Regions from separate parts of the Homo sapiens genome. Here regions 1 and 3 are each linked to region 2. Evidence: chromatin loops called from intact Hi-C (ENCODE). Cell type or tissue: Caco-2. All regions are shown on one strand. Each heading gives the region's core, and the rest is flanking DNA. Links, peaks and the distances in the headings are about the cores only. Region 1 overlaps GLIS1 (GLIS family zinc finger 1). Region 2 has its middle 27 kb from the start of DMRTB1. Region 3 overlaps GLIS1 (GLIS family zinc finger 1).

Region 1 (8,348 bases), core at 1,471-6,470, 86 kb after region 2:
GGAGTTGCTTGAGGCCTTGAGAGCCCACCCTTTACATCAGCATGCCCTGGATGTGAGACATGGAGTCAAAGGAGATTATTTCAGAGCTTTAAGATTTAATGACTACCCTATTGGGTTTTGGACTTGCCTGGGGCCTGTAGCCCCTTTGTTTTGACCAATTTCTCCCTTTTTCAATGGGATAATTTACCCAATGCCTGTAGCCCCTATTGTATATTGAAAGTAACAAACTTATTTTTTATTTAACAGGCTCGTAGGTGGGAGGGACTTGTCTTGTCTCAGATGAGACTTTGGACTCAGACTTTTGAGTTAACGCTGGAATTAGTTAAGACTTTGGGGGACTATTGGGAAGGCGTGATTGGTTTTTAAATGTGAGAAGGACATGAGATTTGGGAGGTGCAGGGGTGGAATGATATGGTTTGGCTCTGTGTCCCCACCCAAATTTCATCTCAAATTGTAATCCCCAGGTATCAGGGAAGGGGCCTGGTAGGAGGTGATTGGATCATGGGCGGATTTCCCCTGTCTTGTGATAGTGAGTGAGTCCTCACAAGATCTAATCATTTAAAAGTGTGTGGCACCTCCCCCTTCTCTGTCTCCTGCTCCACCATGATAAGACATGCTTGCTTCCCCTTCACCTTACACCATAAGTGTAAATTTCCTGAGCTCTCCCAGTCACGCTTCCTGTTAAGCCTGTGGCTCTGTGAGTCAATTAAACCTCTTTTCTTCATAAATTACCCAGTCTCAGGTAGTTCTTTATAGCAGTGTGAGAACAGACTAATACAGTAGGTGAATGGGTAAGTAAACTGTGTTGCATCTAGACAATGGAATATTATTCAGTAGTGAAAAGGAATGAGCTATTGAGCTATAAAAAGACCTGGAAGAAACTTAAATGCATATTACTAAATGAAATATGCCAATCTGAGAAGGCTACATACTGTATGATTCCAACCATATGACACTCTGAAAAAGTACAAACTAAGGAGACAGTGAAAACATCGGTGGTTGCCAAGGGAAGGAGGGATAAACAGGCAGCACACAGAGGACTTTTAGAGCAGAAAAACTATTGTGTGTGGTCCTATAATGGTAGATACATGTCATTATACCTTTGTCCAAATCCACAGAATGTACAATACCAAGAATGAACCTTAATGTAAACTATGGACTTTGGGTGATAATGATGTGTCAATGTAGGTTCGTTGATCGTAACAAATGCACCACTCTGGTGTGAGATGTTGATAGCAGGGGAGGCTGCGTGTGTGAGGGCAGGGGTATAGGGTAACTCCATGTACCTTCCACTCTGTTTTGCCGTGAACCTAAAACTGCTCTAAAAAAGAAAGTCTATTTTTTTTTTTAAAAAAGCCTTTAATCTGAGAGAAAGAGTCCATAAAAATCCTATAGGAGATATTACACTTAATGGTAAAATATTGGAAGCATTTAAAATCAGGAGCAAGACAAGGAGGTCTACTATCATTATTTCTGAAAAAGATAAAACAAAGTATAAAAATTGAAAAGGAATAAAATGTTCTTTATTCACATCTATGAAAGTCTATATAGAAATATCAAAAGAATCTACACAAAAATGAATAGAAATAATAAGAGAATTTGGCAAGTTGGCTGGGTATAATATAAATATTTAAAAAGCGATTTTATTTCTATTCACCAGGAACAAATAAAAAAGTAATTAAAAAAGATAAAATTCACAATCACAACAAAAAGCATAAGAAGACTTATAATACATCTTTAAAAGAAAGATATATAATACATATATAGAGAAAAATATAAAACACTGTAGAAAGTCACAAAGAACATGTTTATGAACAATAAGAATTAATAATCATATAAAGAGGTCCTATTCCCGTTCCCCCCAACCAAATTGATCTATAGAGTAAATGGAATTCCAATCAAAATCTAATCAAGGTTTTCCATAGAAATTTCTTTCTTTCCCTCCCTCTCCCTGACCTCTTTTTCCTTTCTCTCTTTCTTTTTTTATTATTTGAGTTGAGATCTTACTCCATCACCCAGGCTGGAGTGCACTGGTATTTATAATAGATAGTTTACTGAAGACTTGAACTCCTGGGCTCAAGCAATCTTCCTACCTCAGCCTCCCAAGTCACTGGGACTACAGGCGAGCACCATTCTTGGCTAATTTAAAAAAAAAAAAAATTGTTTAGAGATGGGGGTCTTACTATGTTGCCCAGACTGGTCTCAAACTCCTGGCCTCAAACAATCCTCCCACCCCAGTCTCACAAGTAGCTGGTATTACGAGTGTAAGCCACTGCACCTGGCTTCGTGGAAATTTTAAAGTTGATTCCAAAATACACATATGGAAGAGCAAAGTCCAAGAAAAGCCAAGGAACACTAAAACAAGACTGGGGTGGGAAATAGCGGGGATGGACTTTTCTACTAGATACTAGCAAAAACTTTTTATGAAACTATGGTAATTAATGTGCTGTGGTATTGGTGCAGGGGTAGAAAAACTCAGTAATAGAACAGAAGTGCCCAGAAATAGGCTCATAGATATACAGAGTCTCTGATATATGACAGAGTGGCACTACAGATCACTGGATTTGCAGATCACTAGTAAAAAGATAGGCAATCCAACAAACGGCTCCCAGAATAGCTGGATATCCAGCTGGAAACAAATCAAACTGGATTCCTACCTCATACCATATACTCTAATTCCAATGGATTAAAAATAAATGTGAAAGTAAAAATGTAAAATAAGCCCTCCCATTATCAGAGGATTTATCTGTAGCATTAAGGTAGAGAAGGACATTTTACTGCAGACACAAAAATACAAACAATAAAAGGAAAGATTGATAAATTCCACTCATGAAAATGAAAAGCTTCTACTAAAAAAAAATACCATCAGGAAAGTGAAGCTAAGTCACAAACTGACAGAAAATATCAAGAATTCCTATAAATCAATAAGAAAAAGACAAACAACCAATAGAAAAATGGGCAGAGGACGTGAAAGGACTTTTACAGAAGAGGAAACACAAATGGCCTATAAACTGTGAAAAGTGCTCAACCTCATTAGTAATCAGCTAAAAATGAAAATTAAGACCACGAGATGCCATTTCACACCTGCCAAACTGGCATAGTTACATAACATTTTTGAGGACATAGAACCACAGGACTTCAATATGCTGTAGGTGCGAGTATAAGCGGAACAACCACTTTTGAAAACAAGCCGGCATTTTCATACATTCCCTAAGCCAGCAATTTCATTTCTAGGCACACATTCTAGTGAAAATGTTCCATAGGTTCAAAAAGAGACATGAACAAGAATATTCACAGCAGCGTTGTTTGTACTAGCAGAAAACTGAAACAACCCAAATGTCCATCAACAAGAGAATGATTAAAGTTTGAGTTATTCACAGAATGTAATAGTATACAGTAGTGAAAATGAATGAATTATAGCTGCACACAATAATATGGATAAAAATTTTTTTTTTTTGAGACAGAGTCTCACTCTGTCACTCAGTCTGGAGTGCAGTGGCACGATCTGGGCTCGCTGCAAGCTCCACCTCCCAGGTTCATGCCATTCTCCTGCCTCAGCCTCCCAAGTAGCTGGGACTATAGGCGCCCGCCACCATGCCCGGCTAATTTTTTTTGTATTTTTAGTACAGACGGGGTTTCACCGTGTTAGCCAGGATGGTCTCGATCTCCTGACCTCGTGATCCGCCCGCCTCAGCCTCCTAAAGTGCTGGGATTACAGGCGTGAGCCACCACGCCCGGCCAAAATCTTAAAAATATAATATTAAGTGAAAAAACTGCAGAGACCACATACAGTATGAGACTATTTTTATAAAGCTTTAAACCAAGCAAAACCAAACAATATATTGTTTAAGGATACATATGTGTGATGAAATCATGTTAAAGAAAGCAGCGAACACTAAACAGAAAATAGGCAGTAGTTCCAGGAATTCACAGATGTTCATTTTGTTATGCTTTATTGCTTACACATATTTGCATGTATTCTCTTGAATATATCAAATATGATATAATTAAAAAATTAAACATGAGTCAGGGCTCTGGGGCCAAATAGTACTTATGCAAATCCTGGTGTCTCCACTTCCCAGAGCATTGCCCTGACAAGTATCTTTCCTTCTCTAAGCTTCCATTTATTTCTCCATCTGTAAAATGAGAATGGTGACACCTCCCCTGTGGGTATTGGGAGCTCATCCTATTGCAGCACAGTATCTGGCATGTATGAAACACTGAGCATTTACTACTTTTATTTTTACTATTAATAAAGATCAGCGCAGTCACTGGCAGGGCAAGGACCCAGACACCCCATCCACCTGATCCAGTGCTCCTTCCACGACACCAGCTGTCCTCTCTACCTGTTTGCCCACCTCCCTTTGGGCTGCAGTGGGGAGACTCTTTCCAGCCCTGTCATAGGAGCAACTACATCAGGTGGCACCATGGCCAACAGCCTCCGTGCAGTCAGGGGACGTTTACATTCCTGGTGGATTAAAATTCTCAGCAGGCACTGCAGCAGCCTCCAGGCCTTGGTGATTAATAACACAGCCCAGTGCTGAGAGCTCTCAGAGAATGGCTGGCAAGGAGCCAGCAGGATGGCACAGGAACCTATTGGACACATATGAGCTCTGGGGACAGAAACATGCCTCTTTCTGGCTCTGGCTGACCCCATTGCCTGGAGCTGGGGCAAGGGAGGAGGGTCAGTGGCCCCAAGGCCTCCTGTCTCAGGGGTGAAGGCTCCAATCCTAGCTGCGCCTCTGCTTGCTGCAGGCACAGTCAAGCAAGCTGCTTCACTGCTTGGGCTTGAGTCTGTCATTTGTAAAACAGCACCTAGCTCAAAAGTGTTAGTGTGCTCAGAACAGAGCCTAGCACACCAAAGGCTCAGTCACTGTGTTTTGTATTTTTCTTTGGAGAACCAGTCTTACAGGTTACCACCAGCAGTTTATGGGTCCATCTTCTTGAGGGCTGGAACTCAAGCTGAATTATGTCTGTGTCCCAGGGTCCAATGCGAGCCCTGGTATGGAATACAGAGCTTCAGCGAATGTTTACTGAGCTCAATTACCAAGTGGCAGGCCAGCCTCTGCTCCCACACTTTGGGGATGGAAACCTCATCCCTTCTGTCTGCTGGGGAAGGTGCCGCCTGTTAGAAAGTCCATCCTGGTACAGAGCTGAAACCTATTTCAATAGCTTTCTCCCTCTAAGCTTTGAGAATGGGGGAAGGACAGTGGCGGTGGGGGGAGACCCTCCACCCCCTCCAATTTATGTCCACTCTCCAGGGCCCAATCCAGCCCACCCTTCTTGGTGTACTTCCTCTGACCACCCCGGCCTGAAGGAATGGTGCCCTCCTCAGGCTTATAGAGCCCACATTCCCAGACCTACGTTGTATGGACACACACAGAGATGTGCAGACACACACAGCCACACGTACACATAGTTACATGGTCAAAAACTAACACACAGGAGGACACATGACATCTTGACCCATGTAACACGTTCAACCATACAAATGTGCCACACAAGCACATGCACATGTACACGCACACACACATGCACAGTTAGAGACGTGGTGTGAGGAGCACGCAGATGCATGCACACATGGGCCCTCAGACACAGGAATGTCAGAAGCCAGGGTGTCAGGGTCGGAGCTTCTTGAGGGAGGCAGCCTCAGTGCTTTCCTAGAAATGGACTTGGTATACCCTGAAAACATCCCTTCGGAGTGGCTCCGGCTAATGCTGGAGACCACAGATTTCTCCTTGGTTGCTCAGCAAGCCTGGCATCTAAGGGGCTCTTTTAGAAACAGCATAAACAGACACTCAGGGCATCCTTTCTGCTCCATTCCATGCACTACAAATGGTAAGGCAATGACTATTAGAGCAGCAGCTGCTGCAGGCCAGCCAGCTCCTGCAAAGATAGACCAACTGCTGCTCCATCCTGCAGCCGGCTCCAGGCACTCAGATGGCAGAACTCCGTGATCTGGGTGGGGCCTCACCACTCTGAGACCACCCACACCTCTGTGGTCCTGGTTCCAAGTTCCTTCCAGGGCACTGTCCGTGAGGCCCTCCCTGGTCCAGCACAGCTCTGAGCCTCAGTTTCCACACATATCACTGGGCCTTTGGTCAGCTTCCCCTGCCACTGCCCCATCCAGCCTGCCTTCACCTCAGGTCCCATTCACTGCTCTGTCCCAGAATATGCACCGCTCTGTACCCAGAACATGCACATGGCCTGGCATATTCTGGGTACTCAATAAGATTATTGAATGAATGAACACTTCTCACCTTGGAAGACAGGCATCATTACTGCCACAAGCAGCAGGGCCTCCCACGCAGTCTCCCCTGGGAGATTACCTGTATACTAATCCCCCTCTCAGGCTCTGCTCTGGGACACCCACCTAAACACCATTGTACAGGTGAGGAAACAGAAGCTTCAGAAAGGTAAAGTGACTTTCCCCCGGTCACACAGCACAGCAAGCCCTGGGGACTAGTTTTGGGGAAGAAGTTTCTCACCCTTTCTCTGCCTGGAGAGGCTGGTGGGTCATGATGTCTGCTGGTCCCCAATATGAGTAAAGGAAGCAGCCCCACCTGGGCCTTGTGTCTAAGCCACATTTGTCATTCCAGCTGTACCATTAGCAAGGGGCACTGTGATCCTCATGGGGCCATGGGGTCTAGCTGTGAATGTGGTAAAAAGCTGGGGCAGGAGGGCTGAGTTTAGTCAAGGTTTGGCCACAGGCCCGTTGGAGGGAGGATGTCTTCCCTCGCCCACAGTCAGGCTCCTTCACAGCAACTCTCTTAACAAATGGTGTGATCACTCCGGGGGCAGGGTGGGCAGCCCCGGTCTGAACCTCACATCTCATCTGGGCCCTCACTGGACACCTTGGCCCAACACAGAGGATACTTGGGCCAAGTTGGAAAACTGCTTGCAAGCACAGTACTTTCCAGCAGCCTATATAAATCTGGAGAAAAGGGGTTATTAAACCCTGGGAAATGGCAACTAAAGATACTATGTTCTTGGAAAAATTTCTAGAATTAAATTATCTGTGAGTTATCAAGAACGGAGCACAGATTGCAATTAACATCCCGGCTGCCTATGGGCGCTGGCCCTCACGGGGAACAGGAAGCTCACACAAGCCTCTGTTCACACACGCCTCACGCCCCCCTGCTTCAACCCTCCTGCGGTCTCTGCAGCCCTGAAGACAAAGCCCAAGCTCCTCAGTCTGACATCTACAGTCCCCCATCACCGGGCCCCTGCCTGCCTCTTTGGCCTCCTCCATCACTCCATGCTCTGGGCCTCACACAACTCTCATCTCCAAGCTTTGCCTATGCTGGTCCCTCTCCTGGGACACCCTTCCTGTCCTTTAGCACCTCGGTAGTTCTTATCAAGCTTTCCTCCCCACACGGGGCCCTAGTGTCCAAGTCCCCTCCTCTGAGCTCCTGCCTGTCTTCCCTCAGGGTATCCATCCCGTGGTTGGTTGTGTGACTTGGGTCACAAGTGGCTCTCCTTGTCTGGACTATGAGCACTTCCAGGGCAAGATTCCTGGCTGTGTGGCCAACACTCAGCACAAGGCAGGACATGGAGCAGGTGCTTGGTGAATGAATGCAGGATTGAGTGAATGAATGAACACACACAAACAGTGACACCCATGCAGGAGCAGCACTGGGCTGGGATGGGTGCAGGAGGGGCTACACAGGAGGATTCTGTAATGCCCTCTGATTATGCCGCCCTGCGGGTCCCCTCTGTAAGACACAGGGCACATGCACAGTCAGGAGGAGATCAAAGAGGGCCCCAAGGGGGTACAGTGGGCACGAACAACCAAAACCACTCTGCTCTTGTGTGTCCCCAGGGAAAGGACAGTCAAAGTCATCACTCCACACCGTGCTTGCTGCACCCCAGGGCTTAGCAAAACACCCTCAGAGGAGACAGACTTGCTTTCTCTGCCTCCTCACCTCAGATGCCCACCGCCCCTTTCCTACCCGTCCCCCTCACCAGCTCCTGGAGACGTGTACCCCGGGTACTTCACACTCCACACTCAGCAAAGGCCCTGTTTCTGAGGCCAGGCTTCCTCCCTGATCCAGGCCCAGCCACATTGGGTGACTTCCTATCCTGGTCTCCTTCCCCAAATCCTCTCTCCTCCATCCTCCTCAATGCCCCCTCCCAGATCCACACATCCTACTGGGGCATCAGATGCAGGGACAATCTCAGCTCCAGCACTAGCTGTGTGACCAAGCATACGTGACTTAACTTTGCTGTGTCCCATTTCCTCATCCATAAAAGAGAGAGAATAATACCTATTTTGCAGTGTGAGATGACCCATGTAAAACCCTCAAGCAATTCCTGGCAGATGGCCATGGTGATCACTGAGCACAGCT
Region 2 (8,348 bases), core at 1,448-6,447:
TACCTCCTGCCTGCTGGTCTCCTACTGGAAGCCAGAGAGTGCAGGAGCCCAGGAGATGCTGTCTGTGGGGGTCAGCCCCCTGCACACGGAGCAGGGTGGAGGCTGCATCTGCTTGTGACCTGCAGAGGGAGAGTAACCACCCCCACACGACACGCATCAGGTCAGTCCCCTGCCCCCAACCCACCAATGGCCTCTACTGCTCTTCAAATAACCCCCTGACCCTTGGCCTGGGCCTTGAGATTTGGAGCCATCTGGCCCCCACCAGGTTGGTACATGAGAGACACTCATCATTGGTCCAGGACACCTTCACTTGTTTGTTTGTTTGTTTTTAATAATGTGATAAGCACCCATGAATCCATTGCTCCAGACAAAAATCCAGGCCCGGACAGTATCTGACCTCCAGCCAGCGGACCCCCATTGACTCTCACCTCTCCGGCCTCAGCAGCCAGAACCCGGAATCCCTTTGCCTCCTGCACTTGCTTTGCTTGTTGGATTTCATTGCATCCATGTGTATGCCTAGATGGTCTTTTGAACAGCTGTTTTAGGATGTAGTCTTTGGGGCGAGGCTTCCTCACTGAATATGACGTTGCTCACATTCACCCATGGTGTGGTGTTGTGTGCTGCTGCCTTCTCTGCTACAGGGTACTCTGGGGGCATCCTGGGGTTCTCGTGCTCTTCCTCTGGCATGTGGGCATGCAGGTTACGCTGCGGGGAGCAGGGCTGCTGTGGATGTCACTGCCCAGGTCCTTGTTGGTCCACCTCTCCCCACACCTGCTACTCCCCTTCCTTTCTCTCACCCCCCGCATGCCAGCCACACTGGCCTTTCTCCATTCCTTTGAGCTCGTCCCCACCTTGGGCCTTTGCTCCTACCGTTTCCTCTCCCAGGAATGCTCTCCTTGCCTGGCTCGTCCTCATTCTGGTTCAGCTTGATGGCATCTTCTCAGATGCCTGCCCCAACCCACTGGGCTCTGTAGCCCTCCCCTCCAAACATCTGTCCCCTTGAGGGCAAAGTATTCCTGGGGGGCTAAGGGAGGGACTCCAGCAGATGTGGCTGGAGCACAGGGTGAGAGGGTGGGGCAAGAGATGCGCTGGAAGCGGTTGGAGAACAGATGCCGGAAGGGCCTTGAATGTCATGCCAAGCAGGTCCGAACACGCCCCAGGCTTCAAAGTGTGTTAGGATCCAAGCCCCAGAGGAGGCCTCCGGCAGCCAGAGCACTCCCCTAGGCCCTTGAGGAAGGGCAGCTACTACATGTGCTTCAATATGAGGCAAGAGGTTCTCCCCAAATATGGCCCTCAGAAAAGAGGGGGTTGCTCGTTTTGAGTCTATATAGTTTCACAGTTTTTAGGGGGCACTTGTTACTTTATTTTGAAAATCAAAGTTGTGGCTGGAGAATGCACGTTAGATTAAAACATCCTCAGCTGTTATGGATGCTCCTGAGGGCTACCTGCAAAAGTGGTGGAAGGAGGATGTGGAGAACCTTCTTACTAACAGGCACCATCCAGAGCGGTGTGACCCGGGAAAGGTGACAGTGCCTGAGGCCACTCAGCCAGGCTGCGTTCTTTGAAGCATGGGGGCTACACAGCGCAGGTTCATCCTCCTTGTTTTCAGAAGGGGAAACCAAGGCCTGGGGAGGTGAGTGACTTCCCGAGGAGCAGAGCCAGGCCTGGAATGCAGCATCTCTGCCTCCAAGCGCTTCCAGCTTTTTCAGTGTAAATGCAGGGCAACGCGAAGGGCACAAGGGACACAGACCTTTCTGCTTTCTTGGCCTTGGTGGCATAGATGATGCTGTTGTGGGGAGCATCAGCTTTGCAGCCAGGAGACCTGAGTTCTAATTCGCAGCTTCTTCCCGACCCAGCTGTGTGACCTCAGGCAAGTTACCTCCCCTTCTCTAAGCTGGCTTCTCTGCGAGTGGAATGATAGCAGTGCCCTTTCCTGGGCTGCTGTGAGGCTGCAGCCTCTGCAGAGGTGGGAGGGGGTCAGGCCCGTGAGTGTGGGAGCCAGGGGTGTGAAGGGGACACCAGGGTGGGGTAGGGGAGCTGTGTCCTCTCTCTGAAGTGGCCAATGGGGCAGCTAGGATGTGGCCCTGCTCAAGGGGGCCCAGGTGCAGCAGAGCAGGGGCAGGAGGGGCCTGGGTGGCCATTCAGCTGCACTCACAGCCCTGTGCCCAGCAGGTCCAATGGTTCTCACCATGGGAACATGTGTTTGCCACCACAGGCCTTGGATATCCTGTAAAACTCACAATTTGTTCAAAAGAATAAAGAGCATGAAAGGGGCTGCCCGGCCTTCATCCAGGGCTGGCAGTGGTGGGAACGGCCCCGAGGCTGCTTTCCATTTAAACAAGATTTGGAGGCGTCTGTTCTGTCAGAGCTCTGGGTCGGGAAGCCCTCCCCGGCACAGATCGTGTGCTCGACTCAGGCTTTGGATGGAGGACATAGGACCTCACTTCCCCATCTGTAAACAAGGGTAACGATGGGGTTATGACATGTGATAAAGGATGAATGTATGCAAAGTGCTTAGGCCTCAGTGGGAGAGCAGGTGCTGGGAAGGGTTATCGTTATTTCTATAGGAGACAGATGTGTGCAGACTGACCCCCGAGGAGCAGCACTGAGATTCAGGGAGACTGGGTCTGGGGGACATGGGAGGACCCTGATCTGCTGGAAGAGGCAGGGAAGCTTTCCTTGGTGGAAACAAGGGACAGGGTAGACAGAGGTGGGTCCCAGCAGAAAAAGTGGCATGTGTAAAGGCTCTCAGGCGGGAACAAGGTTTTCATATTTGAGGAGCTAATAGAAACTCCCCAGGGCTGAGAGGCAGGGGCCAGGTCGCACGGGATCATGCCTTAGAGGCTACCAGCCTGGGCATCAGTGAATGCTTCCCAAAAAGTGACACACGGGCTTGGTGTCAAGGAGCAAGAAGGCATTAGTATTGTACAGAAGGGTGTCCCAGGCAGAAGGAACAGCATCTTCGGAGGCCTGGAGTCCAGGGAGCGCAGGCACAGTGTATGGTGAGGCCATGCCGGGCCTGGGCCGGGCCAGCTCCCATCCCTGTCTGTTGGTCAGGAGGACGCAGTTTCACTTTGTCCCACTCGCCTCTACCTCCGGGAGACTCAGCACACCCAGTGTATGCAGCCAGCTAACAGGGATGAGATGTGCTGTCTGCTGAGCTGGCTCTGGAGACCCAGGTGCCATTTGGAGCCTGTGAGACCCCTTCTTAGGGGAGTCTCAGCCAAGAATCAGGACAGCACCCGGATCTCTGGCCTAAGTGGGTGATGTGCTGAGATGGGAAAGTAGGAGAAGGGTTTTGGGGTGCTGAGCAGGAATGTCTGTGAGAAGCTGCAGAAGGGGTGGGGGGCAGCTTCCTGGGGCTGAGCTCAGGAGGGCACCCTGCACTGGGGATGGAGAGCGGATGCTGTCCGCGCAGATGTGGTGTGCAGTCCTAAGGGGCAGGGTGCCTGCGGACAGGGACGGAAGCCTGAAAAGGAGGCAGCCGGGGGATGGAAAGAAAGCCGGGACAGGCGGGAGAGGCCTGGGTTCCGAGTAGTGGGCTGAGAGTGGCACTAAAGAGAACAAGAAGGGTATTGGAGTGATCGTGAGGTGGTAAGAGACAAGTGAGTGTCAACACATCCTTTACAAATTAGGCTATCACCAGGAGGACAGAAATAGGGAGGAAGAGACGAGGGAAGGGGTCTGTGGGGGCCAGCGGGGATCAGCAGCCTCCAAGGTTCTTTGGGTTCCAATCTTCCCTGACGACTTGGTTTATTTATGGCCAGGGGCTTGTGGGGAAGGCAAAGGAGTGGCCGCGAGGGGGCGCCAGGACCTAGCCCAAGCCCTCCTCCAAGCGGAGACTGGGACGCTCTCGTCTTTACTCAATGTGTTTCCAAGGGGATGTGAGCTGCGATGACAATTTTGAGTTTCCATGAAGCAGGGTCTCTCCTGTCCTCCATCAGAGACTTGCGGCCAGTCCTGCCAGTGCCCTCTAGGCCCCCATTTCCGTTGGTCCGTGGTGGTGCCCTCCTCACCCAGGTGGTGTGGAAGTGGAGGGGTGGATGGGAGGCACGGGCTGAGAGAGGGCCCACGGGGCCTATGCCTCCCTGCCCGGCCCCACCCATGCCCCGTGGGGCCCCGTGAGTGCTCTTGCCTGTAAGGACGCCTCCCAGCTCCGAGGATATTTATTCACCAGCCCGACCTCCACAAGCACGTGGGAAGTCACCAGGACTATGTTGGTGAGGAAACTGAGGCACAGGCCACTGCATGCTTTCACGCTCACCTGCCTGAAAATCCCCGCTGCAGGGAAGGCTGCACTCTGGGCTCTGGGGCTAGGGTGGGCTGTTTCTTCTCTATTTGCTGCGAGTACCCAGTCAGAAACCACACGGGACCAGGGTTAGGAGCTGCAGATACACAAACCAGCCCAGTAGAAGGCGGTCTCCTCACAGAAAGAGCACTGAGTCCAAATGCAGCCCTGGTGCAGGGGCTTCCAATGTTAGATGCTCTGTGGGGAGGCCAGGAATCTGCATTTGGAGTACTTGCCCCAAGTGGATCTGAAGGCAGGGTTGGGTGTGAGACAACCCTATGAGAAGCCACTCTATAGATGAAGGTAGCTTGTTAAGGGCACGAGGCTGGACTGCTGCTGCCGAGCCCCAAAGTCACATTTATCCCTTTCTTCCTTTGTTTAACAGGCATCAACCCATGGGGGGCCCTTGCTGTGCCCAGGGTGCTCAGAGAGAATTTACAACCAGTCCAGCCTCCGAGAGACTCGCAGGCTAGAGGGGAGACACTCACCTACAGCAAGCAATGAGTGCAATGTGATCATTGCACCTGGGAAGCTTGAAGGAAGAGTGCTCCGGACAGAAGGAACAGCACGGACAAAGGCCTGGAAGCAAGAGGCAAGGCTGAAAAGAGCAGGGCCAGGGAGAAGGCTGAGTGACAGGAGGAGGGCCAGGGCTCAGGTACAGAGGGGCAGAGCCCTCACCAAGGCCTTTGAACCTTAAACTGGGGCTGGGAGAGCCTGGGCGTGTCTCACACCGCTCTGCAACTGTCCTTTTACTTGAAAGTCTCCCACCATCCTGAGGACTCCCATGGCTGGTGAACTCTGTGAACCCACTCCTGGCAGGAGCCCTGGCACCCCCCGAACACCACACTCTAGTGTCAAGCTGTCCCCACTGGAATGCAGGTTGGGAAGGAGGCAATGGAGTGGGGTGGGTGGGAGCTGAGGTTGCAAAATTTGGTGGAAATGGGTGGGGATGGAGGCAGTGGGGAAGGGGAGGCGGTGGGGAAGGGGAGGCGGGGAGCTGCTGATTTGTTTTAGAGCAAGAGGCTCTGGGCTGCTTTCTAAGCTGCAGCATCAAAGGCTGCCTGGAAACATGTACAGAATAAGGTGGAATATTATGGAAATTGTCCTCCCTGCTTTGTGGCCTGGGAATTCATGATGATTGAGAAGAATTTCCCCTGGTCTCATATTTATCCCTCTCTTTGAAAGTAAAGCTTTTGGATCAAATAAATAAAAATTATGGTCATACATTTCTTCTGAACTCAGCTGACTTCACCAGCCATACTGTAAATGGATGGAACTTTTTAAAAGCTGTTCTTCCAGGGTTGGAGGGTCAAGCGGACTTGCCTCTTGAGAGTCAGCGTGGTAAGGTTCCAGTGTTCATCCTTCCTGCCATCATGCTTCTGGTCACTGGCACCAAGAGTGACCTGGCAGTGGAGGGCTCTGGCACCATCCTGACGTGGCCACGCCAGGGTCTTGTGCGAGTCCCTTAGACTTGTTGAGCCTCCGTGTCTTCTCTGCCAGGATGGATTAATTATACCTACTGATCATTCATGTTTATTTTTCCTAAAGTAATATAAACACATTGTTTCAAAAAATCTAATGGAACTATTGGCCAAGAAAGAAAACCAACAGTCCTCAAATTATCCCCATCTCAACCAGTTCCAACCCAGTTCCACTTTCCAGAGGCAGCTGCTCAAGTCCTCAAGCTGCTTCTGTCTTCCCTTTCATACCTCAGTCCAGCATGTTAAAAACGCTGTTTCCCCCGTCTCTACTAAAAATATAAAAAATAGTGAGGTGTGGTGGCGGGCGCCTGTAGTCCCAGCTACTCAGGAGGCTGAGGCAGGAGAATGGCGTGAACCCGGGAGGCAGAGCTTGCAGTGAGCCGAGATTGCGCCACTGCACTCCAGCCTGGGCAACAGAGTGAGACTCCGTCTAAAACAAACAAACAAAAAATCGCTGTTTCTCGCTCCTCCGAGAGACATTTCTATGGGCTTCCTGGGCAGGGCAGTGGGAACCTGCCTTTCTCCCGACGCTCCCACACTTCCTCTTCCCCAGCTCCTGGTAGTCAGAGCACATACGTTTTCACTAAATCGATATTCTGGATTTATGTTGTCATGATTATGTAAATATTTACTAATCCAAGTACTGTAATCTGATTAGTTTCTTTTCCTCATGCTTTTACCGTTTTCTGGAATTAATAATTGCCTGTTTTCTCACTGGCCTAGCTGTCTACGTTTCTATTGCTAATTCTTCCCCAGACCTTCTAATAGCGACGTCCAGCACCTCTCACATCACTCTCATACCCACCAATGCATCCAAGCATCTGGCTCTGCTAGCCCTGGACCAGCCCTCCACTTCCTACAACCCAGCTGTCCACTTGGACTCTGCTTGCCACTCTCCTGCACTGGGATCCTTGTTTGCAAGAGGTCTTGGCTTATTCCCTCAGTTTAGGAGAGCTTTCCTCTGATAACTTTTTGAAAAAAAATTTAGAAAATACTTCTTTTTGGCAGTGCGCGGTGGCTAATACCCATAATCCCAGTACTTTGGGAGGCCAGGCGAGTGGATCACTTGAGCTCAGCAATTTGAGACCAGCTTGGGCAGCATGGTGAAACCCTGTCTCTAAAAAAACAAAACAAAACAAAAATTGTGTGGTGGTGCACGCCTGTAGTCCCAGCTACTGGGGAGGCCAAGGTGGGAGGTTCATGAGCCTGGGAGGTGGAGGCTGCAGTGAGCCGAGATCACACCACTGCACTCCAGCCTGGGTGACAGAGTAAGACCCTGTCTCAAAAAAAAAAAAAGAAAACAATTTTTTTTTGTAGTTTTCGCACGTCTGAAAATTCCTTATTCTATGCTCACCCTTGATTAATAGTTCAGCTGGGCATAGAATCCTGGATTAAAAATTGCTTTCATTGAAAAATTTTAAGTCTTTTGCTCTACAGTTTTCTATCTCCCAGTGTTGCTTTGAGAAATGTGATGAGATACTGTTTCATATTTTTGTAAGAGGCTTTCTTTTTTTCCTCCTCCTTCTCCTTTTAGGATCCCTCCTTCATCCCTGCTCTTCAGAACTTTTCGAATGCCATGTCTTGGCACGGGCCCTTTTAATCTGTAGCACTGGGCACTCAGTGAGCCCTGTCAAGCTGGTGGCTTATATCCCTTGGTCTTCAACATTTTTCTTCTGTTGCTTCTTTGATAACGTTCTTTCCTCCATGTTCTCTTTTCCCCCTTTCCGGAACTTTTTTTTTTTTGAAATGGAGTCTTGCTCTGTCACCCAGGCTGGAGTGCAGTGGCATGATCTTGGCTCACTGCAAGCTCCATCTCCCAGGTTCAAGCGATTCTCCTACCTCAGCCTCTCAAGTAGCTAGGATTACAGGTGTCCGCCACCAAGCCTGGCTAATTTTTGTATTTTTAGTAGAGATGGGGCTTTACCATCTTGGCAAGGCTGGTCTTGAACTCCTGACCTCGTGATCCACCCACCTTGGCCTCCCAAAGTGCTGGGATTACAGGTGCGAGCCACTGCGCCCAGCCGGGAATTTTTATTGGTCAGATACCAACTTCCTGGATTGATATTCAAACCTTCTCATTAATTTTTCCCTATTTTTCATTTATGTGCTTACTCTCTTACCTTCAAACTTTCTATCAGAGCTTTAATTTTGGTTATCTTTTCTGTTTGTTGGTTTTGGTTTTTTTCTGCTGCCTGCATTATCTCTGTTTCCCCCAGCTTTTGTTTGTTTGTTTGTTCCTGGTGATCCTTGGTAGATGACTGGTATAAGAGTGAGGCACTAAAAAGCCAATGGGAAGCTCTGTGAGCCTGATTGGACGGGTGAGGCTTGTTGACTATGAGCTTCACTGGGGTGACCTAGGGGCAAGTCAGCTTCTTGGGGTGGGCTCAAAATGCCCATTTCTAGAGGCCAGTTTTTCCAGAGAAGCATCTCCACCTTCCTGTCCAAATAGCCACTTGGTGTTTCTGCATCAGAATCCCCTCTGGTCCAGTTTCTGTGAAGGATAAACCATCATCTACTGGTCTTCTGGGAGTGGGATGTGAGTGGCGGAGGGAGGACTAGCTGCTTGGTTTTCGGGGGGC
Region 3 (6,118 bases), core at 1,119-6,118, 150 kb after region 2:
TCTCAACACTGCGTGTGTCAATCCTAGCACTACTGACATTTGGGGCTGGATAATTCTTTGTTCTTGGGGGCTGTCTTATGCATTGCAGGATGGTTAGTAACATCCACATGCATGCGTGCACACACCCAGGTGTGAGAATCAAAAATGTCTCGGCGTGGGGGGGATAGGGGGAGAAATTGCCCCAGCTGAGAACCACTTTAACAGGATCACTTTGGCCACTGTGCCAATGGGTGCAATGGCAGAGAGACCAGTTATGAGATCACGAATCCACCAGTGAACAGAGAATCATGGCGGCTTCAGCCAAGAGTGGGTGAAGTAGCTGGATTCCAGATCCACTGTGAGTGCAGAGGCATCGGGATTTATCAACAAATCAGTTATCAGGGAGTAAGAGAGAAAGGCCAAGGATGGCGCCAAAGTTTTCATCCTGAAGTCTTATAAAGATGGAGTTGCCGTTTCCTGGGATGGAGACGATGGGAGAAGGAACGGGTTTGGGGAGGACATCAGGAGCCGGATGCTGGTCACAAAAGTTTTAGACATGTTTAGACACACAAATGGAAATGCTGAACAGTGTCTACCAGCAGATCTGCAGTTTAGGAGCCAGCTCAGGTCTGGAGATAACTTTGGATCCATAGCAAGTAGACAGTGTTTGAAATGCAGTAATACAGATGAGACCACAAAGGAATGAATATAAAAAGAAAAGAAAGGGTCCAAGGGCTAAACCCTGAGCTCGCCAATGTTTAGAAGTCAGGGAGTTGAGGAAGAGTAGCCAGAGGGGAAGGAAACCAGGCATGAGTGGCGTCCTGAAGCTGTGAGAAGGAAGCGTTTCCAGGCGTGTAGAACGCTCAGCTGTGTCAAGGCTGCTTACAAGACAGACAAAATGAGGCCTGAGAATTGCCCAATGTGAGGGTGGAGCGAGGAGGGCCTCACTAGAGTTCATTTGTGAGGGAATGCGGGGAGAGAAACGAGACATTGGGCATAGACAACAATGGGCTCTGGACTCTTCTAGCACCTGTGACATCCTCTCGGCCCCACCGCTATTCCAGCCACTGCAGCTGCGGCCAATTGAAGGCAGCTTCCACAGTAGCAAGCACCTGCGAGGCCACCTCACACGTCCAACCCCAGAGTGGGTGGGGGTTAATGCCTCTGGAGCCACCTTGACCCAGGGGTATGGAAGCCCACGAATAAACGCTTCCCCTTGACAACACTGAGATGCATTCCTGCAGCTCATTAATGCATTGGCTCCCCACCGCCTTCCATCCCCCATCTCATTCCTGCTCCCTGGGATCACTTCCCAGGAACATTACCTAGACCAGAGCATGACAATCTCTGCTTTCAGGGGAGTCCAGGCTTAGACAAATGGGAAGGAGGCTGTAGTTGCATGTAGAGTCAACAGAGGTTGTCTCTGTTGTTGTTTTTTTTTTAATTCTTTTTTCAAGAAATAACAACAGGATTGTATGCTGATAGGGATGATCCAGGAGAGGGGCAAAAATTGATGCAGGAAAGAGAAGGGAGAACGGCAGGAGCAGTGGTGGCTTTGAGCAAGTGAAAGGAGGGTCCACAGTAATACTTAGGAAACCGACCGTGGACTGGGCCATAGAGCAAGCCTCGATAGTTCAAAGAATTGAAATGAACAAAACATGTCCTCTGGCCACATGTGAAAAAGACAATCAGAAATCTCATATATTTGGAAATTAAGAAACATGGCCTACAACCGGAATCAAAAACATAACGGAAATTTAAAATATTTTGAAATAATTAATAATGAAAATGCTACATATTCAAACTTCTGGAATATGGCTATCATATTCCCTAAGAAAAAATTTATGATTTTAATGTCTTAAATGTGTTTGTTAGAAGTGTTGAAACTTAATAAGTTAAATATCCACCACAAGATGTTAAAAAAAAAAAGCAAAATGAAGTAGCAAGAGAAACTATAAAGGCAAAAGTCAGCAATATAGAAAATATATATACACAGGCACACACTACAATAGGATCATAAACAAGACTAAAGCTGGTTTTTTGAAAAGATGAATAAAATCAGCTCTTGAACTACTGACAAAGACCACAAGAAAGAAGGAGGAGGCACAAATAACTAGTGTCAGGAATAAAACTGAGACAACACTTTATGCTGCAGGCAATACAAAGATGTTTACAGAATATCATGAATATTTCAAGCAAATAATTTGTGAAATGTACTCAAAATGGACAAATTCCTAGGAAAATATAATTTATCAAAACTGATAAAGACAACGGAAAAACTAAATAGTCCAATAGATATTAACATAATTGAATTAATGGTTTTAAATCTTCCCATAAAGAAAACTCCAGACCCAGTTGGCTTTTCCAGTAATTGCTATCCAACATTCAAGAAAGAAATAATTCTATTCTTATACTCATTCTTCCAGAGACTAGAAAAAGGGGGAATACTCTCCAGTTCACTGTATAAGGCTAGGAAAACTTTGGCATTAAACCTCAAAAAGGAGGCTATAAGAAAGGAAAATTACAAGTTAATTTCATTCATGAGTACAGACACAAAAATTCTAAATAAAATATTAACAAATGAAACCCAATAGCATAAAAACAGGAAAAATACATCATGACCAAGTCAGGTATATCCAAGGAACTCAAAGTTGATTTAACATTAGAAAATCACTTAACGCTATTCACCACATTAGTAGATTTTAAAAGAAGACCCTATGATCATCTCAACAATTGCAGAAAAAAGCATTTGATAAAAATTCGACATCCACTCATGATTTTAAAATAAAAACATTAACCAACCCCGAAAAGAAAAAAAAAAGCTTCCTTAATGTGATAAAGAATATTTGCAAAAAGCCAACAGCAAATATCACAGTTGGTAGTAAAATGCTGAATAGATATTGGAAGCAAGACGTCTGCCATCACTGCTCCTATTGGACATTCTGTGTAAGGCTCTGGGAGCATGGAAAGGCAAGGAAGAGAAGTCAGAAGAGGAAGGACTTGTGAAGGAGCTGACACCCACACCCAGGCTTCTCTGACCCCAGCCCACTCATCACTGTCACCTCTCAGCTCACCCTGAGCATCACCTGTCTTCAGTCTACCTGCTCCCTCACTCAGTCACTCGGCGACGCCTACTGGGCCTTCTGGGAGCCCATGCACTCACCTGCATTTTCTGACTCACGCCACTCTCCACCTGCGCTGTTTCTGACTTTGCTTCCTAAGGGGCCACACTCAGTGCAGGGACCACTCCTGTATTACTCTGTGAGCTGCAGTGTCCCTACCTCAGCTCCTTCTGTTCGTGGGCAGGACGAGGTCTGACTCACCTCTGGGTCCCTAGCCCCTCACGTACAACAGGTCGCAGTGAGCGCTTGCTGCAGGACGTGAGGGTGACTGGACATGGGAGCTACAGAAGGATGCTGCCTCCTCAGTGGGGCCTTCCCACTCACCAACATGCACTGGCTTCTTCCCTAGGAGACCACTTCCACTGCTGTGCACTGGGCAGCTCCTCTGTGCCAGCCCTGGGCTGGTGGGCACTGACACCTAGCTCCCCCCGGCAGGCTGGCAATGGCCACACAGCCAGAGCCCCACAGGGGTCTGTGGGGCAAGCAGGTACCTCACCCAGCCACAAGGTCAGAAGAGGCTCCCAGGAGGAAGGAGCCTCTAAACTGAGGAATAAATGACAAGTGGATGTTCATGTCTGAAGGAGGGTGATGACGGGAGGATACCCAGGGATGGGGAGCTACAAGTGGGTCCCTGAGGGTGACACGATGTGAGTGCAGCAATGAGACCAGAGAGGTCACTCTTCTATCTGTGAGAACCGTGGACCCAGCTCCCCTAAAACACATGAATGCACTGATAAGATGGTGCACATACCTTAAAGCCCATTCCCACACCCGAGGTTCAAGAATATGGACTATAGCCTGAGGATGGCAAAGTCAAACTGTTGCAGTCTTAGGGGAAGAAAAGTACACATACGGCTGATTTGCTGCTCATTTTCACCCATAACCTTGGGCAAGACTCAAAATAATACCCGCAGGGCCTAGGCTGCCCTAGGACAGACACTCCACATCCAACATACAAGGGTCCTGCAGGCTTTGGCTGGTGGCCTCGCAGTGACTGTACCATTGTGGGGAAATGTCACCATCCCCCTTGTGAGCACCTGCGCAGCTACCAATTGCAGAGCTCTCACCATGTATCAAGCAGTGATGGCCAGACCTGGGCCAGACAGTCAGGGGAGAGAAGCGTGTTCCTGGAACAGAATACATTTGTGCAGAGGACAGGGGCATGGAGGAAGCTGGTGTTTCTGGGGCCTGGCTGGAGGGCCATCAGTGCCAGGGGACCAGCTGGACACCCATGGGAGATGTTGGCCCCTGCAGGCCAAAGCCTGCAGCCTGAACGTTATAATCCTGAGAGAGGGAGGGAGCCAGTATCCCATCTGGGTTTAGAGGGATCACTCTGGTGGTCTGGAGCCACACATGTGGTGGGGACTGCCACGGGGAGAAGCACAGAGGCCACACGGTGTAAGGGTCAGGGAAGTCCTGGCCTGAGAGATGCAATATATGTGGGAGGGGAAGCAGAGAAGGCACCTCGGGGAAAGGGAGGGTTCCTTGTTTCTCTGCATTGTGACAGATGATAACCACAGGCCCGCATGGTGCTGGATACCATAACCCAAAGACAACGTGGTCCGTTCCCATCACAGCAACCACACGGGTGTTGCCTGCAGGAAACCAAGCTGAGCAAAACAGACACTGGCCCCAAGGGGCAGGCCTCCCCCAGGCCAGTTCAGGCCCCAGCTGAAAGATGACGCAGAGACCCACACAGGGTTAACCAGGAGCCACTACAGAGAGTGAGAATCTAGCTGTGACCAAGCCAGTCCTGAGCCCAGTCTGTCCTCCCTTGTTCCCCACTGCCCCCCAACCCCACTGCCACCCAATCCCAAAGCCTCATGACCCCAGCAGGGCCTCTGAGGCCCCATGGAGCAATGGCAAAGACCCTGGCGTCTGGGGGCAGAGAGTCCAGTGTCCATGTCCCAACTGCACATCCCGTGAGGACCTGGCCAGCCTACCTCCCTGTCAATAAGCCCCTTCCAACCCTAGAACCCCCCACACCCAGAACAAGGAGTGGGGCAGGGGCAGCCAGTGGACATGAAAACGAGGGTAAACCCTGGAGGGAGTGGCCGGGGGAGCACATGACGAGGCGGGCCCTGACCAGGAGGCAAGTCATAGCAGAAGGGGGACTGCCAGGCTCTGGGTTGGCCCTGGGTGACCTGAAGGTTTCAGACAATCACAGTCCCTCTTGTGGTCTGGACTTCCTCATGCACAAACTGGGGCAGGGAGTGGAGGGCAGAAGGAACAATTTGGACCAGATGACGCCAAGGTCTTCCAGTTTCTCAGAGTGGTTGACAGCACCGGCCCCTGAATCAAAGGATTGAAACTAGGATCTGCCACTGGTTAACTGTGTGACTTTGAGCCAGTCCTTATTCTGACTGAGCCTCAGTTTCCTCATCTGTAAAATGAGTCAATAATACCTACACCCACAGAGTCATTCTAGAGATGAAGCCACACCAGCCGATGCAGAGTACCCACATGACACTGGCCACACTCTCCAGCATTACACTAAGGGAGCTGCGGGCTGGCAGGGCGATGGCATATCCAGAAAGTGCCAGTGGGCTCCACCAGTCCCACCCTCGTTCGGAGGTGTCCCCTCCCTGCAGGCTGCTCTCCTTCCCATCTCCCATTGGCCCGCAGGGTGGCAGCAGCCGTCTGGGAGGCTGGACTGAGCCGCCACTCTGAGAACGCCTGTCCCTCTCGGGGCTGGCAGGAGGCACCCCATAAATCAATCAGTAAATTCCAAGCAGATGCGCACAGGCTGTTTTGGTTGGAACCCTGGCCCTTTTCTGTGGTTGCAGCGAAACCAGACTCTCAGGTGATTCACAATTTGACGGAGGCCTAGAGCTGGATCCACCAGAGGGTGACGATAATATTTTCTTTCCTGTCTTACCTCGGAGACAGGGTGGGGCTTTTTTTTTCCAGCCCGCTATCCTGGGCCGACAGCATACTCAGGTTTACTCAGTGAATATTTATAAACCTCCAGGCTTGGGAAGCCAGTCTCAAGGACCAGGAGCACTGCTGTGGGCTTC

What was found. Hi-C counts contacts between places; a loop is a spot of excess contacts. Peaks named below come from ENCODE experiments on the same cell type or tissue, not always from the same donor. Only the 100,000 strongest peaks of a DNase experiment are listed, where the experiment ranks them.
Region 1: it touches region 2 in a loop (3-fold over the local background); 3 of 110 quality-filtered maps call a loop at or near these places.
Region 3: it touches region 2 in a loop (11-fold over the local background); 4 of 110 quality-filtered maps call a loop at or near these places.

What each region holds. Positions count from the first base shown.
Region 1 is chr1:53,568,138-53,576,485 of GRCh38, forward strand. All of the region lies in intron 4 of GLIS1 (GLIS family zinc finger 1), which reads right to left. Among named protein-coding and RNA genes, the nearest start is that of DMRTB1, 110 kb to the left of the region's middle. In Caco-2, for the core only: no CTCF peak of the experiment used is centred there; a DNase peak (open chromatin) is centred at 4,454.
Region 2 is chr1:53,481,839-53,490,186 of GRCh38, forward strand. No RefSeq gene overlaps it. Among named protein-coding and RNA genes, the nearest start is that of DMRTB1, 27 kb to the left of the region's middle. RefSeq lists an enhancer at 1,989-2,609. In Caco-2, for the core only: a CTCF peak has its summit at 3,804 (motif pointing right); a DNase peak (open chromatin) is centred at 3,833.
Region 3 is chr1:53,633,651-53,639,768 of GRCh38, forward strand. All of the region lies in intron 2 of GLIS1 (GLIS family zinc finger 1), which reads right to left. Among named protein-coding and RNA genes, the nearest start is that of GLIS1, 100 kb to the right of the region's middle. In Caco-2, for the core only: no CTCF peak of the experiment used is centred there; a DNase peak (open chromatin) is centred at 3,070.